Regions from separate parts of the Homo sapiens genome. Here regions 1 and 3 are each linked to region 2. The links are chromatin contacts, found by Hi-C or POLR2A ChIA-PET in ENCODE. All regions are on one chromosome and are shown on one strand. The core of a region is the stretch at or near the end of the contact, and the rest is flanking DNA. Distances in the headings are between cores, read along the strand shown. Region 1 has its middle 28 kb from the start of LINC00676. Region 2 holds the start of LINC00370 (long intergenic non-protein coding RNA 370). Region 3 overlaps MYO16 (myosin XVI).

Evidence for each region. Hi-C counts contacts between places; a loop is a spot of excess contacts on that map. ChIA-PET counts read pairs that join two places held with the same protein, here RNA polymerase II (POLR2A). Pooled maps may share reads with other maps.
Region 1: a loop to region 2 is called in a pooled map, with 2.5 times the contacts of the local background. The contact joins the enhancer-like site here to the promoter of LINC00370 in region 2. A Hi-C loop is called at or near these places in 1 of 168 maps with a recorded cell type or tissue (PC-9) and 2 of 50 pooled maps. POLR2A ChIA-PET finds 5 or more read pairs at or near these places in 2 of 52 experiments (MCF 10A and PC-9).
Region 3: a map of PC-3 shows a loop between it and region 2 (3-fold over the local background). The contact joins the enhancer-like site here to the promoter of LINC00370 in region 2. A Hi-C loop is called at or near these places in 6 of 168 maps with a recorded cell type or tissue (HCT116, MCF 10A, PC-3 and 3 more) and 3 of 50 pooled maps. POLR2A ChIA-PET finds 5 or more read pairs at or near these places in 2 of 52 experiments (MCF 10A and PC-9).

Annotation. Positions count from the first base shown.
Region 1 is chr13:109,698,489-109,702,320 of GRCh38, reverse strand. No RefSeq gene overlaps it. Among named protein-coding and RNA genes, the nearest start is that of LINC00676, 28 kb to the left of the region's middle. RefSeq lists a silencer at 1,905-2,199 and an enhancer at 1,905-2,199. Within about 2 kb of position 2,035, at least 5 of the 41 ENCODE cell types and tissues checked have a DNase peak (open chromatin) inside an H3K27ac peak, as active enhancers do.
Region 2 is chr13:109,280,208-109,283,754 of GRCh38, reverse strand. It overlaps LINC00370 (long intergenic non-protein coding RNA 370), which reads right to left and starts at 1,782. Exons shown (of 3, transcript NR_170230.1): 1 at 1,478-1,782.
Region 3 is chr13:108,955,606-108,959,475 of GRCh38, reverse strand. It overlaps MYO16 (myosin XVI), which reads right to left. Exons shown (of 35, transcript NM_001198950.3): 17 at 1,677-1,788. Among named protein-coding and RNA genes, the nearest start is that of MYO16-AS2, 140 kb to the left of the region's middle. Within about 2 kb of position 1,780, at least 7 of the 41 ENCODE cell types and tissues checked have a DNase peak (open chromatin) inside an H3K27ac peak, as active enhancers do; they include PC-3, PC-9 and mammary epithelial cell, where a contact is called at or near this core.

The sequences.
Region 1 (3,832 bases), core at 786-3,285, 420 kb before region 2:
GTTACCATTTGTGATATGGTTTGGCTGTGTCCCCACCCAAATCTCATCTTGAATTCCCACATGTTGTGGGAGGGACCCAGTGGGAGGTAATTGAATCATGGGGGCAGGTCTTTCCCATGCTGTTCTCGTGATAGTGAGTAAGTCTCACAAGATCTGATGGTTTTATAAAGAGGAGTTCTCCTGCACCAGATCGATCTCTCTGCCTGCTGCCATCCGAGGTGTGACTTGCTCCTCTTTATCTTCCGCCATGATTGTGAGGCCTCCCCAGCCGTGTGGAACTGTAAGTCCATTAAATCTCTTTCTTCCGTAAATTGCCCAGTCTCCAGTATGTCTTTATCAGCAGTGTGAAAACTGACTAATACAATTTGTCGAGTACTTTTATAACAGGGTTTCAAAAAGAAAATATGTATGTGTTTCTTATGTAAAACAAGCAATATGGAAAGGAGGTTGCAGTCCACAGCCATGAGATAATCCATTTTGATATCTAGCTGAAATGAATGAATTTCTAGGAAAATATATTACCAAATATGACTTAAGAAGAGACAGAAAACTTAATTTGTCAGTGCTACAGGAGATACTGAAGAAAGTTTGAATAGAGCTATACTTCTGATGGTAGAAAGGCATATATTTTGCATTCACGCATTCATTTAACAAATATTGATTAATTACCTACTATGTGCCTGATGCTGCTTTTATTCCACTAAAAGTACGATAATTTTTTTAATTTCAAAAGAAATTTATACTCTGTTAAAAAATGAGAGTATCAAGTGGTGAAGATTAAAAGCAAACATCTTCACCTCCTCTACTCCCCAATCTCAGCTGTCTGCTACGTATTCTAGATATTTTTAAATTCCTCTCTCTCTACCTACCTACCTACCTATTATCTATCTATCTGCCTATTTGTCTAGTTGTGCCTGTGTATGTGTATTTAAGCTCAGTAGGATCCTATTATCCATTTGTTTTGCAACTTGTTTTTCATGTGATGGATGTCCCTCCACGTCAGCACATGGTATTATAATTATGCATATTTTATTCTCTTTGAAACAAGGTGAATAAATAAACCTGTAGCAAGGGAAACGCTATCTGTCACCAAAACTCCCACTACTCGAAGCGTGACCTAAGGCCAAGATCTGCGGGACCTTTTTCACAACCTTTGTGCGTCTTCTTAGCTTCTGATGGCAGCCACTGGTTCCTACACAGCATGTTGTCCCCTTCTGTGTTGTGGGAGCTTTTAGAGTTTTTCTTTTATTTTGGGGTCTATAAGTTTTATCAGGGGACCTGTGGGTGGACACACAGCCCTCAGTGGATCACTGTATAAGGAACTTCAGCTCCAGAAAAGAGGCTTCAATCATTTCTCCTAGTATTTCTTTCTAATATTTTTGTTCTCTATTTGTAAAAGTCTCTATTAGTTTGACCCTCCTGAATATATCTTGCAAGACTTTTAGGTTTTTATTCATTCGTCTGTTTATTTTTCCTTTTAGATCTGGGAGGTTTCTTTGGCTCGACCCTCTAGCTGCCTGGTCTCCATGGTGGAACAGCCCCTCTTCTGGACAGCCAGCTTGGCAGTTCCATTTAATTTTCATTTTGTCAGTTAAATTTTATTTACCATACCTCTTCCTTTTTCGTAAGTGCTGTTATCTTCTTATTCCCTGTTCCTTACCCTCCCTACCTCCTCCTCCTCCTAATTGTAGCTAATTCTAATTTTATGGGTGCAATTTCCTCTCTAATCTCTCAGTATCAAGTTGGATTTTTATTATTATTATTACTTCTATTTCCTCTCAGGTGAGCTGTTTTATTTGTTCACATTATCCTCCACCCTGGTATTTGCCTCCTGTATTGGGTGGCACTTGATTTGGTTCTTTTTTATGAATGAAGATGGGGTTGATTGCTTGTGGGTTTCCTTTGCAGCCAGGCACATCTGTTTCCTGCTCAGCCTCCTCCCTGCCTGGCTAACTACAGGCCTGTGTCTGTGGATGAGGCTCCAACAGCAGGAAGAACTATCCAGCAGCCTGGGGACCTCCTCCTGCCCACGCCCCTCCTGGGCCAGCTGCCAAGCCAGGAGGGTTTTTCTTTCCTGAGAGCCGATAACTACAGCACAGAGACTTCCTCGCTTTCTTGGTTCAAGTCTCTATCATTGTTTCAGTAATTTTTTTACAGTGGCCCTAGGCCAGAGCAACTTCTTAACAGTTCTGTGTATAAGTAGTTAGAGCCAAACGACATAATTATGCATGCCCTAACAACTTAGTAACTGTTTGAAAAACCAATACATATACCTTTAAAGAAAAAACAAACAAAAACAAAACAAAACAAAAAACAACCCATCTTTTCTTTTGCTCTGAAATTCCCATCACTTAGCAGCGCTGCACGCGCCTGCTGGGGACAGCACAGCCTCACCTACCTTGGCATGAGATTGGAGAGCCCTGCTGCGTTTTCTGTTCCCTGCTGGTTTTCATACGGGGCCTGCTTTTTATCAGAGCACCTGCTGAACATCCAGCCAGGGCCTCGTGGAAAGTAAAGTAGCGCTCTTGAGCCTTGGATCGGTGGCTTTGCTAGAGCAGACGTTTCATGGAGGGGCTGATGGATGTCCAAGAGGTTGTGTTTCTCTCAAAAATGAAGAAACTCCACAGCGCCCCTGTGGGTTTGCCGGGGCGAAGATCTGCTGTGCTTCTTTTAGGCCCTGTAAGTTCACCGACAAATTAATTTTCTTTAAAAACTAGTCTTTGGGCTTTGTCTTTGGGAGAAACAATTTCTCCGACCGTCATTTTTCGACTCTATTTTGGGGGATTGGTGGTAGGAGCTGTAGTGAGCCGTTCCAGCTCTCGCCCTAATGTTTGACTCATGGCAAGGTCTTTGCCTCCTTGACTTTGCTCTCAGAGCTTTTTCTAGGCTTGCTTGGGAAGAAGCTTTCAACATTTCTATTCCATGGCTATTTTCATTTTTCTCTTTTCCAGTAATGTTATGTTTTCATTTATATGTATTATTTTTCTCAAAAGTAACTTGAGGAATAGAAAAATTGGAGCCAAGCCAGCTCCTCCATCAGCCATTTGAATTTGCTTGAGCTTCTATATTGGGCTGGACATCAGTTTTAATTCTTAAAATTTTATTTGAATTAGAATGGTGAACTTTGAATCATACTGACTCTTTGTGGATTCCACATTTTATGTTGTCAGTTATTATCCAGCTCTACTTGAATTCTAAATCACAAAACAAAACTATTCAAACCATCATGGTTTCTGCACTTTTAATGTAAGTATTTGAGGTTCAAAGTTAGCTAATCATACAATATATTCCAGAGTTAGTGAGAATGGACACTGAAAAATTACTCTTTTCTGGGATAAGGATGACTAAGAACCACAGGGAACAGAGTTCCTCTAAAATGAGTTGTTTTCAAACGGAAATAAAAAAACCACAAAACATTGCAGAATTGCTCATTTTATCAGATGGCTGAAACTTACATTTGTAAAAATGCAGTTTGATTGATTATGATGGCTAAGCCAGGGTTTGTTGACCTTGAAGAATAAAAGCTTGGCACATACTTATTGGAAAGTGTGAGCGACATGAAAAAGATATAACGAGAAATCTTTTAAATTTTTGCAATAGGACTCAAGAAATAAAAGATGTCATATCAACACAAGGTAAGGCTTTGCCTAGCAGCCACTTGGTGTGGAATATTTACAAATTGTTGACAGTTGTATACTTTAATACGTATGTGCCTTTCCAAAATATGAAGGTATCAGAATTTTAGATGAGGTAGAATATTTTTCATACTTCTTCTTTTAGTATGTCACAGAAACAAGTTATTTGATATTATCTCTTTTATATGTATAGTACA
Region 2 (3,547 bases), core at 533-3,032:
GAGAAGAAGAATGGATGGTTTTTTAAAAAATTAGCTTTATGCCCTAGTTTCTTCAGTTTCATTCCCTCCTAAAAATCAACCAAAATACAACATTCATTGCTTTGTCTTTTCACTACGACTTCTGAGCATCAGCCTTGCCCTATTTTTGTAGGTCCTGAGTCCTTCCAGTTTCAGCTCAGATGCTATATGCCTTCTCTGTTTCTTCTCTGCTACCCTTGGAAGTAAACATGCCCTCCTGTGAGGTCCCTCACATTAGTAAGAATGTTTTATGTTACTTCTTTTGTGTCCTCTTATTTCCTATCTCAGTTGATAATGATTCATGTTCCAGTTATCTCCTTCATGACTTTACAAAACCGTGATCTCTGGGGCCATCTTTCTTCCTCCATCTTTGCACCTGCCCCATCATAGCTGGATGTGGTACTGCTAGGTTAGCACTTGTTCAACCAACTGGACATGGGCACAAGAAGGAGAGAGATTATCAGTGATGATTATTAGGTTTTGATGCCTCCTTTGGAAGCATCTTCTTTGATTCTTCCTTTGGAAGACTAGAAGGCAGATGATTGTCACTGGCAACAGCAGAAGAATTTGGAATAATGGTTTATGGAGGGAAGGTATACATTTATTTTTGGCTTATGGTTGCATTTGGGAAGACTTTGACACTAAGATGGGAACTGGATTTCTGATACTACATTGGAAGACTGCAGGCAAGGGGACCTGTGCCTCTGCAGACAGAGCATCTGGTACAGTCACACAGCTCACCTGCACACCCAGGAGAGGCCAGGCTAATCCCTCAACCTCTCCCAGTCTGATCTCCCTCACTCTTCCAATGGAGGTGATGAGGATGTTAAGAAAAAAAAAACAAAAGCCCACCTTATCTCAGAAGTAGTAATAAAGAGGAAAGAAGGTGAGTTCGTAAAAACACCTTTAAAAGCTTTATAAGACTTAATATGTCAATAGTTATTACTATGAAATGTCCAAAAAATGATTTCCCTTGAGGAACAGAGTGAGCTTTGAAGCCAGATGCCATGGTAGTCCCTACCTCCAGAAGTAAGTATGTTAGTAAGTGTGAATTCCTCAAGACAGTATCTGGAAGTGGATGAGCACTCAATAAATAAGAATAAAACACTTCCTACTATGCTCATTGTTATTTATATATGGATCTGCAAATTGGATGAGAGTATAGTAGGAGCATCATTGTATAAAGTCTTGCTGATTAAAAGAGACAAGAAACAAGATCTAATTGGGGAAATTTCCTCAATTGGGTTATGTGAGAAGAAGCAGCTCTCACGCACATGGTGTGTTTTCTTAGAGCCAGCTCTAATTAGAGCTCAAAATCACCCACTTTCCTCATATGGCTCGGGGAAATATGGCCCTGTTTTCTCCCTCTGGAGGCTAAGGGAGATGTTTTTCTCAATCTACAGAAGAGACAAATAAACACAACCTGGGTGTGGCAGAAGCACCCCCTGCTTGGGCTTACCTTCCTCAGTCCCCATCCAGGACAGAACTCAGAGGACAGGGCCTTGCTTTCTGATTTCTCATTCTGTTCTCCAGAGTTGCTTCCTTTTACACTAGGCAGGTTTCTAGGGAACTGGGCAGCAGGTGTAGGTGGATGACTAGAGGGAAGCTGTGGGAAACAGGCAGGCGAAGCCAGCAGTGGGACCGGCCGCGCTTCTCTGACTCTCGACCCAGGGTGGGTGGCATATCACCCATAGGAAGGACCTCCGAGGCCCAGCGAGGTTTCCCCAGATGCTGTCAGCATGGAACCTCTTGTCATGAAGCAGTAAATGAAGACCCGCTGGGAGCTTGCTGTCCCCGTGAGCTCTCACCTTCAAACAGGGAAGCTGGCTGACAATTGTTCTGCTAAATTTAGCCGTAGACTGGGAGTCCAGGCAAGTGCCTATGTGGCCAAATGAGTAAGCGTTGGCCATACGACTTGTTTTGTCTACAGTGATCTAGAGACACTTCGAATTCTGCTTGGCTTCAGCAAGCTAAGCCCTTTCAAATTCACTATTTCTCTCACAGCCATTCTGTTGTGAGCAGGAGATAAAACAAATAGTAACCTTCACTTCCTTTCATCCAAGGATCAATGTTTTAAAAAAGGAAAAAAAGCAAAGCAAAACAAAGCATCTCTAGGCAACCGGTTCAAAAAAGAAAAAAGGTTCCCGTTAGCAAGGCATATGCCCAGAGCACTTGTGCTGTTGCAGTATATGTGTTTGCTGTTTTGCTTTATGATTTAACACGTCCTTCTGTGATGAGATTCCCGTGAATATGTTGTTAATTGCTTCAAATTCACCAGATTAGGGAAGCCAGCTGTCTTCCCTAATGTGTTAGTTATTTTTATGTGTCAACTTGGCTAGGCCACAGTACCCAGATAGTTGGTCAAATGATGTTTCTGTGAAGGTATTTTTAAAATTTAAGTTCCATTAAATTACATTTTAATTTTAAAATTTAAATCAGCAGACTTTGAGTAAAGCAGAATACCCTGTATGGTGTGGGTGGGCCTCATCCAATCAGTAGAAGGCCTGAATAGAAAAAGCCTGAATGCCATGAGAAGCGGGAATTCTGCCAGCTGACTGCCTTTGACTGTGAGCTGCAACGTCAACAATTCCCTGGTCTTCAGCCTGCCGGTACACTCTGAAAATTTTGGACTTAACAGTCCCCATAATTGCATGAGCCAATCCTTCAAATAAATCTCTCTCTCTCTCTCCCCCCACTCTTGTTTTTTGTTTTTCTCTCTCTCTCTCTGTCTTTCTCTCTCGCTACACACACACACGTGCATGCACACACAGTGTATTCACCCTGTTTATTCTGTTTCTCTAAAGAACCCTAATACACCTGCCACCTTATAATCTGCCATTTCTTGCTTTTCTTTTTAGAGACTCCAGGTAGACATCTTGGATAGAGTGGTCATACCAGATTTAGCAAATACAAATACAGGATGCCGAGTTAAGTTTGAATTTCAGATATACAAGAAATACTTTAGTATAAGTAAATCACATGCAGTATTTGGGATATACTTATACTGAAAAAAATATTCATTGTTTATCTGAAATTCAAACTGAACTGAGCATCCTGTATTTTATTTGGCAATCCTAATGCCAGTATCACTATGGAAGGAGAGGTTAGTTTTGTTCTTCTCTGTGATTCAGACAATACCTAAACTCAGCTCTTTTCTCCAATCTTTGGTCTTCTTCTTCTTTAGGTTCCAGCCCTGGCTAGCATGAAGCCATGACCCTTACTGTTGTTATACCTTCAACACCCTGTCCCATGTTCTCTCATCACCTCAGAAGAAAGATACTCTGAAACTGTTCATTATCTATTCTATAGATTCTGTCCTTTGCAAGATTAGGACCACTTACCTTCTGACGTGATTGTGGATACATTGTCACCATAGCCCTAAATTTGGGGAATCCCTTTCTGATTTCAATAGCCCTCAGTTGTTATCATCTTGCCTTTGTTTCTTTCCCTTTTTTTATATATTTTATTTTGAGATGAAGTCTTGCTCCGTCAGCCAGGCTAGACTGCAATGGCATGATCTCGGCTCACT
Region 3 (3,870 bases), core at 531-3,030, 320 kb after region 2:
AGTCAGAAAGTGTACTTTGCTTGCCCTGCCTTTGAGGATCAGTCATGAATTTTCAAAGCCCTGTTTCCAGGCAACTGATATTTTGGCAGAATGGTTTCTATCCATATCTCTAGCTTCACTTCCTATGAGGAAGCAGACATTTCAGGCATGGAAGGAGGGAAAAAAATCAAAACAAAAAAGTACCACAGCAGCAAGTGCAAAGACAGAACAGTGCCAGTGGGTAGGACTCAGTAAAGGAGAAAAACTAAAGGAGAAAAACAGAGGCCGGGTAATCAGAGCCAAAAAGAATGAGATGCCATGTGATTGCAGGCTCCTCGAGTTCCAGTCTCTCAAAACAGCAAGGGTGGGTGCAGCAAGGTGCCCCTGCATTCACTCATTTAGGGTGGGCCTCACTTCCTTCCCCTTCCTCCTGTGGACCTCTCCACCCTCCCCACCTACTCACTGCCCCGTCAGCCATAACGGTGTGGGCAGGGAAATAAACACAGACCCAAATCCATCCATGTATTGGCTTCAGAAAAATAAATAGAAGAGATTTAAATCTGTGACCTAATCTGGGCTTGTGAACTACTGGCATGTCCAAGTTATCCCTGTGATATTATATTAAATATTCTTGAGGAATTGGCCGTAAATTGACCATAATCCAAAACACCACCATGTTGAATGGAGGCAGAGATAATGCCTCTGGGAAATAGAGATTGAAGGGAATTCTGAGAGGTTTCTCTCAAGTCTTAGACCATTTCTTATGTCTTATTCACTGGCTGGGTGCTGTTTGATTCAGTAACCACTAACCACACATGGCTATGTCAATTTACATTAATTAAAATAAAGAAATATTAAACATTTATTTCTTCAGCCCACTAGCCACACTTCAAGCATCCAGGAGCCACACGTGGCTGGAAACTACCCTGTGGTACAGCACCATGCAGGTCACTAACTTTTCCATCATCATAGATGTTTCTACGGCACGGCCATGATCTAAAAGTTTTAAAGTGTAATTTTTCAGCTTCATAATGCTTGCAGGTACTTGGCCATTCTGTGCAATTAAATATGACAATATTAAAACATTTATATTGTTCAAGAAGATGTTTTAACAAGGTGATTATGTTAATTTTCAAGTGATTCTTTACATGAACAGTTACTTCAGGTTTACCAGTTTTTTCATGAGTTGATCAAGTATAAAGTTATTTGATCTGTTTTGGATACATATATAAAATATATATGTTGAATATTATATATATTTAAATATATTAAATTATATTTTATAAATATAATTTATAAAGTTTATGATTAAAATATATTTTAAATATTTTAAAATGATATATTATAAATATATATTTAAAAATATATATAATGTATATATTATATTCATTTTGGGAAAGGGCTCCTTGTCCACCCTCTTGGAAACTGCACCCTCTCCTCTTGCCACTCTCTGCTGACTGCTCTGTTTTCTTCCTAGTTCCTTTCTTCCTCAACATGTGGATGAAGTCCTGCCCCCTGCCTCCACTAGCATGTCAGCTCTAGGAGGCAGGGATTGGGGCTTGTTGTCTGCCGAATCATCAGTGTCCTCGGCAACATCTGGAATGTCATAGGGGCTCAGTAAATGCTTTTGAATGAATAACTTTTATAAATTAGTAGAAGGTTGATTTTCTCAGTGAAATATTTATGACATGACTCACCAAGCTGCTGAAGCCAACTACATTCAGGGCTCGTTTCAAAACAGCCAATTTCTCCCTGTTCAGAGAACGCTCCCCTGTGGATGCATCATCCTGTATGGTCTGGTTCAAATACCTGTTAGGAGACAAGGCACGTAACGTTATCGCCTGGCTTCCGGTCAGACTTCTGTGGTTAAAAGTCACTTCTGCCGTATTTGATCTCTAAAATGATGGGAATCACCTGGACATGGTGTCCCCACGTGTTTTCAAAGCATTTGGTGCATCACAGCACATGATATCTCAGGAAAGGAAAACATTAGTTCTTGTTGTACCAGGACATATTTACATTGCTTTACTCGGTTTTCATCTTAGCTGCACCTTTCCTTGTGACAGGAGAAGGTCACAAGTGATTCATGTTTTTGTTTTTTTTTTTTTTTTTTGAGATGGAGTTTCACTCTTGTCATCCAGGCTGGAGCACAGTGCACAGTCTTGGCTCACTGCAACCTCCACCTCCCAGGTTCAAGCGTTTCTCCTGCCTCAACCTCTTGACTAGCTGGGATTACAGGTGCGTGCCACCACGCCCGGCTAATTTTTGTATTTTTAGTAGAGACGGGGTTTCACCATGTTGTTCAGGCTGGTCTCAAACTCCTGACCTTGTGATCCACCCACCTCGGCCTCCCAAAGTGCTGGGATTACAGGCGTGAGCCACCGCACCTGGCCGTGACTCATGAATTTCATACAAAAATTCAACAGGTTCTATCATATGGTTTGTAATTAATATTTGAACTAAAGATGCCTAGTTTATAGTAAGTTATTATTTTTCCTTGTTGGTACTTTTCAATAATGAGATGGTTGATTATGCCATTGATTTACTCCTTTCCCTCAACAAACATGTACGAATCACCTATCTAATACAGGCAATACCAAGCAGCTGAGAATGTGAAGGAAAAGGACTCAACAACAGCAAAATAAACTATCCAGGGGCACAGATAAGGGAGGTAAAATCAGAGAGATAGAGTCTAGGTATAAGTGTGCAGGAAGGGGCTGCAACCAGAAGTAGGCAATGAGGAAACACAGTGGCGAAAGGCAGGCTGTGATTCCAAGAATTTGCCAAGCAACTCCCAGGCTTTCAGGTTATCCCTGGAATAATTAGAATATGTACAAAGCAGAAAGAATTGGTCAAGCATGATGCATACGGGGAAAATATATCCATGTGTGCAAAATTGGAGCCTACGGTGAGATGAGCAAAGATTGATGAGATTGGAGAAGTAGCCAGGGCTTTGTATAGCTTGGAAAAAAAAAGAGTTTGTCATGTCTTGGAAGTGACAGGCAGCTCTGAGGGCCTTGCAACAAAGAAGTGGCATGATCATGTTGGCGCCTTGGAAAGAATATCCTGGTAGCCCAGGGCAAGATTACCTGCAAAGAGGTAAGGCAAGTAAGGGGAGTGTGTGGCCCAGTGAGAGGCCAGCAGTGGTGAAGAAGAGGACGGATGGGGAGAGGGGAAGGGAGGAGAGAGAGCTGGCAGTACAAGGGGGTGAACTGGGCACGGGGAGGTGGAAAGCAGGGAGCTCATGATGAGTAGCAAGTCTCTGTCTGGGAAAACAGGGTGGATTGCGGGCCCATTCAACTGGAAAACATTCTCAAGAGGAGGAATAGGTTTCTGGAGAGATAAAGTCTTATATTTGATATTAGACATATTGACTTTAAATTACTTGTTAAAGTTTAAATGTAGTCCCAAGAAATAATAGCTATAAAGATCTGGAATTCAGAAAAACACTAGAGAATAGGATCTGGAAGTCATCAATACGCAGAAGGCTAAAACCATGGGAGTGGGTGAGCTCACTCAAAATGAGACGCTGGAATTAGGGCTGAGGAAAGAATGGCGTGTCCAGGACAGAGTAAGAATGTTACAAAAAATCTGAGTCATTAAAACAAAAGGAGAAGGTGTTTTTTGTTTTGTTTTGTTTTGTTTTGAGATAGAATCTCCCTCTGTTGCCCAGGCTGGAGTGCAGTGGGGCAATCTTGGCTCACTGCAACCTTCACCTCCCGGGTTCAAGCAATTCCGCTGCCTCAGCCTCCTGGGTAGCTGGGATTACAGGCGCCTGCCACCGTGCCCGGCTAATTTTTGTATTTTTAGTAGAGACGAGTTTTCACCATCTTGGCCAGGCTGGTTGAACTCCTTACCTCGTGATCCACCCGCCTTGGCCTTCCAAAATGC